2 separate regions of the Homo sapiens genome follow, and region 1 is linked to region 2. Evidence: chromatin contacts called from ENCODE Hi-C or POLR2A ChIA-PET data. All regions are on one chromosome and are shown on one strand. Each heading gives the region's core, a stretch centred on a gene start or an enhancer-like site at or near the end of the contact. The rest is flanking DNA. Distances are from core to core; before and after follow the strand shown.

Evidence for each region. A loop is a pair of places that touch in the nucleus more often than their neighbours do. ChIA-PET counts read pairs that join two places held with the same protein, here RNA polymerase II (POLR2A). Pooled maps may share reads with other maps.
Region 1: a pooled map shows a loop between it and region 2 (17-fold over the local background). The contact joins the promoter of GATD1 here to the promoter of RIC8A in region 2. A Hi-C loop is called at or near these places in 1 of 168 maps with a recorded cell type or tissue (GM11168) and 7 of 50 pooled maps. POLR2A ChIA-PET finds 5 or more read pairs at or near these places in 2 of 52 experiments (BJ and PC-9).

The regions. Positions count from the first base shown.
Region 1 is chr11:776,201-778,900 of GRCh38, forward strand. GATD1 (glutamine amidotransferase class 1 domain containing 1) reads right to left here and starts at 1,287. Exons shown (of 8, transcript NM_182612.4): 1 at 1,199-1,287. The coding sequence starts at 1,262. It overlaps LOC124900301, which reads left to right and starts at 1,378. Exons shown (of 2, transcript XM_047427954.1): 1 at 1,378-1,495; 2 at 1,917-2,700. It overlaps GATD1-DT (GATD1 divergent transcript), which reads left to right and starts at 1,378. Exons shown (of 2, transcript NR_126343.1): 1 at 1,378-1,495. RefSeq lists silencers at 708-917, 928-1,637, 1,688-1,787.
Region 2 is chr11:206,452-209,151 of GRCh38, forward strand. It overlaps RIC8A (RIC8 guanine nucleotide exchange factor A), which reads left to right and starts at 1,257. Exons shown (of 10, transcript NM_001286134.2): 1 at 1,257-2,487. The coding sequence starts at 2,404. BET1L (Bet1 golgi vesicular membrane trafficking protein like) reads right to left here and starts at 948. Exons shown (of 4, transcript NM_001098787.2): 1 at 852-948. The coding sequence starts at 870. RefSeq lists enhancers at 174-675, 1,222-1,843, 1,699-1,868, 1,844-2,463, 2,538-2,700 and silencers at 620-679, 790-909, 1,971-2,169, 2,170-2,459, 2,530-2,639.

The DNA.
Region 1 (2,700 bases), core at 37-2,536, 570 kb after region 2:
TCGATCTCTTGACCTCGTGATCCGCCCGCCTCAGCCTCCCAAAGTGCTGGGATTACAGGCGTGAGCCACTGCGCCCAGACTCTTCATTCTTATATAAGTTAATACATATTCACTGTAAAATGTCCACTTATCGAGGAAAAACAAAGTGCCCAGTAGACTGCCGCAGGCTCTGTTCCCCCAGCTGCCCGCCCTTCCGGCCTCCTGAAGTGCTGCCCCCAGCCTGCTGGCGCTAAGACCCCACGTCCTCAACATGCCGGACCTCCTCACGCCTACCTGCTCTGGAAACAAGCCCCAACCCACCCCCCCAGGACTGAACCCCACTCGAGGCTCCTCCCACCCGCAGTCTGGGGGCATCACTCAGGACCCCTGGAGCTCAGCACATCGTGACGCCACAACCCCACAGCCCCATCTCCCCGTCCACACTTGAGGAGCTACAGACTTCAAGAGGCAGACCCCTGGGTCGCAACCCCGGCCCCCACCTCTCCGTGGTGCGGTGACCTTGGGCTGCTCACTTCCCTCTCCAAAAGGCTCAGAACAAGGCCAGGCACCCTCGTGCTCCGCTGCTCATCCCTCCCCTGCTGCCCTGAGACCCTGCAGGCTCAGCGCCAGGGGACGCACCCCGCTGCGCTCCGACCCGCGTGAGCCCCAGGCCAGTACTGCCCTGGTACCCTTGCCCCAGGACGGGGGCCGCGGGGCGCCTTCTCCAGGAGGGGGCTCCGGGTCTCCTCAGAAGCCGGTGGCTCAGAAGGTCAGGGTCCCCGCGGCCGCCCGACCTCAGAGCTGGGTCAACTCCCGGAATGGCCCCTCCCCACACCCGGGCTCCCCTCTCGCAGCGCAGCGGCCTCAGAGACCAGGCCCAGGCACGCGGCTCCCTCCGCTAGAAACGTCGGGCCCGGGCCGCCTCGCCGGGCAGACGAGACTCGGAGGAGCGACGCGGCGCCGGGATCCATCACGACCCCCCGACCCCGCCCCGAGCTCCATCCCACCAACCCGCGACCCCACCCCCGCCCCCGTCCCCGCCCCGAGCTCCATCCCGACACCGACCCCGCTCCGCCCTCCCCCGGCCCCTGCCCGGCGCCCCCAGCGGCCTCGGCCTCCGGCGCCACGTGACGCGCGCCCACCGTGTCCCGAACCTCCCGCCCCGGGCAGCCCCCTCGCGGACGCTCTTCGGACACTGGCCCCGGCCGCCGGGCCTCACCTTCGGCGGCGCCGCTGGCCACGAGCAGACAGGCGGGCCTGTTAGGGAGCCGCTCGGACGCCATGGCTCGGGCTCGGCGCTGGGTCTGCGCGTGCGCGGCGTCTGGGCGCGCCCGGGAGTTCGCGGGTCACGTGCCCTGGCGGCCGGGGGCGGAGCCGGGTGGGACTGGGCGCCTGCGCGTTCGTACCCGGTCCGGGTCGGCTGGGCTGCCCGCCGCTCCGCGCGCCCGGGCGGTCGCAGGTCGCGCCTGCTTTGGCCCCGGCGGGTTCGGCATCCGAGCCTGGCAGGGGCCAATAGGTAGGGTCGCGAGGGTCCTCCCCGGCCGCATGCGCAGTCTGAGCGCGCGCGGGGTAGGGCTCTTGGCCTGGGGTGGGGGCGCGGGCATCAGCAGAGCCAGGCGGCGGTGTCGGGGCGCGAAGGTGCCCGTGGTGTTCCGGTGGCCACACCCGAGGAGCAGGGGAGACCGGGGGGCTGCGGGGTCAGAAGCTCCGGGTGTCCCCGGAGACTAGGAGGGGGACGGCGGGGTCCAGGAGGCGGGGTGGGCTCCGCCGGCCCAGGACGGGGGCGTCGCGGGGAGGCCTGCAGGGTTGTGGGGCGTCGGGCTGAGCTCCTGGGAGGACGGAGTGTCACTTCCTGAGATGGGGACACCTCGGGCGTGCTGGCTTTGGTGAGGAGAATTGAAGCAGTTTTTCTTTTTTTTTTTTTTTTTTTGAGACAGGGCCTCTGGAGTGCAGTGGCGTGATCTCGGCTCACTACAGCGTCTGCCTACCGTGTTCAAGCGATCCTCCCACCTCAGCCTGTTGAGCAACCGGGACCCCAGGTGCACACTCCACCACGCCCAGCTAATTTTTTTGTGTTTTGGGTAGAGAGGGGGTCTCACTGTGTTGTCCAAGCTGGTCTCGAACTCCTGATCTAAAGCGATCTGCCTGCCTTGGCCTCCCAAAGTGCGAGGACTACAGGCGTGAGCCACCGCGCCTGGCCTGAAGCAGTTTTTCCTTAGACTGTAGTTGGAGGGGGTGAGACCACGTGGAGTGGTTGGCAGACAGGCAGGCACCCTTTGAGGCCAAAAGGGCGCTTGAGACAGAGCCAGCAGGCGAGCGGGCCGCCCAGGTCCCTGGCCCCCTGCTGCCAGTATGAAGGTCCCACCAAGCCTCTGCTCCAACCAGGGGAACCGTCATGGTTGGGAACAGCCAAGGTGAGGAATTCTGTGGGTCACACCCCCTGAAAACCACTGGCCTCCGCCGGGCGCGGTGGCTCACGCTTGTTATCCCAACACTTTGGGAGGCCCAGGCGGGTGGATCACGAGGTCAGGAGTTCAAGACCAGCCTGGCCAAGATGGTGAAACCCCGTCTCTACTAAGAAAAATACAAAAATTAGCAGTGGCAGCACCTGTCATCCAAGCTACTTGGGAGGCTGAGGCGGGAGAATCACGTGAACCCAGCGGGGGCAGAGGTTGCAATGAACCAAGATTGCGCCACTGCACTCCAGCCTGGGCGACAGAT
Region 2 (2,700 bases), core at 7-2,506:
TACCCAGCAAGGCAGCAGAAAGGCTCCTGCAGAGACGACCTTTGAGCTAGGTCCTGAAGAGGTGGCAAGGAACCAGGACAGAACATTGGGAAGGCCCTTTACCGCACAGAAAATGGCTGAGCAAAGTTCCCAATTTCCCCGAGACGGGAGCTGAGGTCGACCAGGAGCGGGATCCTTGGTCTGCATCCCGCATGGGGCTTCCTGCAACACCCAGGGCAGAGTGCTCGCAGAGGCCTGGCCTGTGACAGGCTGGGCCAGGGGATAAGGAAGTTCTGTCACATCAGGTGCGTGAGAACCACCTCCTCCCTAGCTTCAGTGTCAGGAAGGGATGCCAGCGTCCTTCCAGCCACTTCATATTTATAAATTCCTTTAATCATCATAACACCTCACAGAGACAGGCATCAATATCCCACTTTGCAGACAAGAACACGGGCTCCAGGAGGGGAAATGGGGCCACCGAGGCCAAAGTAAGAGTCCTGCTTGGACACCAGCGGAGCACAGCCTCTACTCCTAGGGCCTGGCCTCGGGACCTGTCGAATGCCGACTCCCGCTCACCCCGAACCCATGCAGAACGATCTCACAGGGGGCGGCGGGGAGTGGGGAGACCCCGCTGCTGCGCGACCCCTCGCTGGAGCTGCTGGGCCGCCACGCGCGCCTTCGGTCCTAACGGCAGTGCCGGCCGAAACCCGGCCCTGCTCGGACCCGGAAGGATCCGAATCCGCCCCCCTGACAGGGTCCTCTCGGCCGAGGTCACCCCAGCTGGGCCAGAGGCAGGCGCACGCGGCTCTACAGGCAGCGGCGTCGGTTTCGGCCCGGCCCTGCCCCCAACGGCTCCGCTCTCCCGCGCTCACCCCGAGCCCAGTCCGCCATCGTGCCCTGCCCCGGCTCCTCGACGCGGACACCGACGCGGCCACAGCCGCCTCAGACGTGGCGCAGTCGCGGGGAAAGAGCTTCCGGCCCCGCCCCCAGCTAGCGATGGCCCCGCCTCCGCACCGACCACGCCCCTAGATAGCCCAGCCCCTTCCGCTTCGGGCTCGCTGACTTCCGGCTTAGGGCCGAGGGTGGGGAACTGCCGGGCGCGGAAGCGATGGGCATATCTGTGGCTTATTTTCAGCACTGTCGCGCAGACAGTGGCGCGATCTCAGCTCACTGCAGCCCCCGCCTGCCGGGCTCCCAAGGTGCTGGGATTACAGCAGCACCGCGGATGTGACGTTTGGTGTTCCTGTGAACGTGGGGCGGGGCGGGGCCGTTTGCTTGCTCAGTGCCTAGACGATGGTGGTGGAAAGACGCTTCTGTGGGTTAGGTCCTAACGGTTAGGAAGGATTCACAGGCGGGTCATGAGGAAGGAGCAGACCCCTCGGGCAGAAGCCCGCGAGGAGCACTGGGTGTGGTGGGGGCAGGGGTGCCTCCTCTGTCAAGTGGAGATCGGCGCCTCGCTCGTGCCTGCGAGTGCGCGCCGCGTCGAATACAGCCGTACAGAACGCACTACAGGAAAGTGAAGCCGGGAGAGAGACTGGGAGGCGGCGCGGGGACTGGGGGCCGTAGACGCCTTTGCTCCCGGGCACTTGTTAGAAGAGCGAGTGGATCGCGCTTCCTGTGCGTCACTGAATCCTCATGACGGCCACTGAAACGGACACGCAGGATCTTTGCTTTTCAAGAGGGAACTGAGTCCAGGCCAGACTGGGTTGCTCCCCTTTCTCTCGGCCCCTCCACCTTTGCAAGTGCTGCTCCTTCTGCCTGGAGTGGCTCCTCCAGTCTTTTCCCGGCTCACTTCCCACCGTCCGGTGTCAGCAAAAACAGCACTTCCTCACAGCCCGTTGCAGCCCAGCAGTCGCCTTTTGCTTCTTTTGAAGCACAGCCCTGTGACCGCCTCGTGTCCTTTTGTTTTTCCTTGTCCCCCTTCCCCTCTGGAACATAAGCTCCACAAAGGCAGGGACCTGGGAATCCCGTTCGCCTGCATTCCCCAGCAAACGCCTAACGAACCCAATGGCCCAGGACTGAAAATTCCTTTCCACTTCGGCTTTCCCCTCTACATCCCATCGGTTCTGTGGAGCTCGAGGGGCGTCACTGTGTGTGTGGCAGGGCACGGTGGGGGCTGAGATCGTTTCCTGTTGGAACTTCTGGCCCAAGAAGCGCGGGTCACAAGGAGAGGGGTCAGTTCGGTTCAGAGCGACTCAGCCCCTCGACTCGGGTCTTAAAACCTCCGAGCCGCCAGTTCTGCCTCAGGCCGCGCCCCCTTAAAGCGCCACCAGACGCTGCGCCCCGTTAAAGCGCCACCAGACGCCGCGCCCCGTCCCGGCCTCCCCCGCGCGCTGGCGCGGGGCTTTCTGGGCCAGGGCGGGGCCGGCGAACTGCGGCCCGGAACGGCTGAGGAAGGGCCCGTCCCGCCTTCCCCGGCGCGCCATGGAGCCCCGGGCGGTTGCAGAAGCCGTGGAGACGGGTGAGGAGGATGTGATTATGGAAGCTCTGCGGTCATACAACCAGGAGGTAAGCGGCCGCCTGAGGCCGGGGGGCGGGCACGGAGGGGGTGGGGCAGGGTCGTGCGCGGGTAGCAGGGAGGGCGTGGGTGAGGCAGAGGCTGTGTCAGCAAGCGTAGGGGACGCGGCGGGGTGCGGGGGGCAGGTCTGGGATGCAGTGTTGCGGGGAGAGTGGGGGTGCACCCGTTGGGTGGCAGGCGTGTAGGGATGGGGGCGAGTGCCG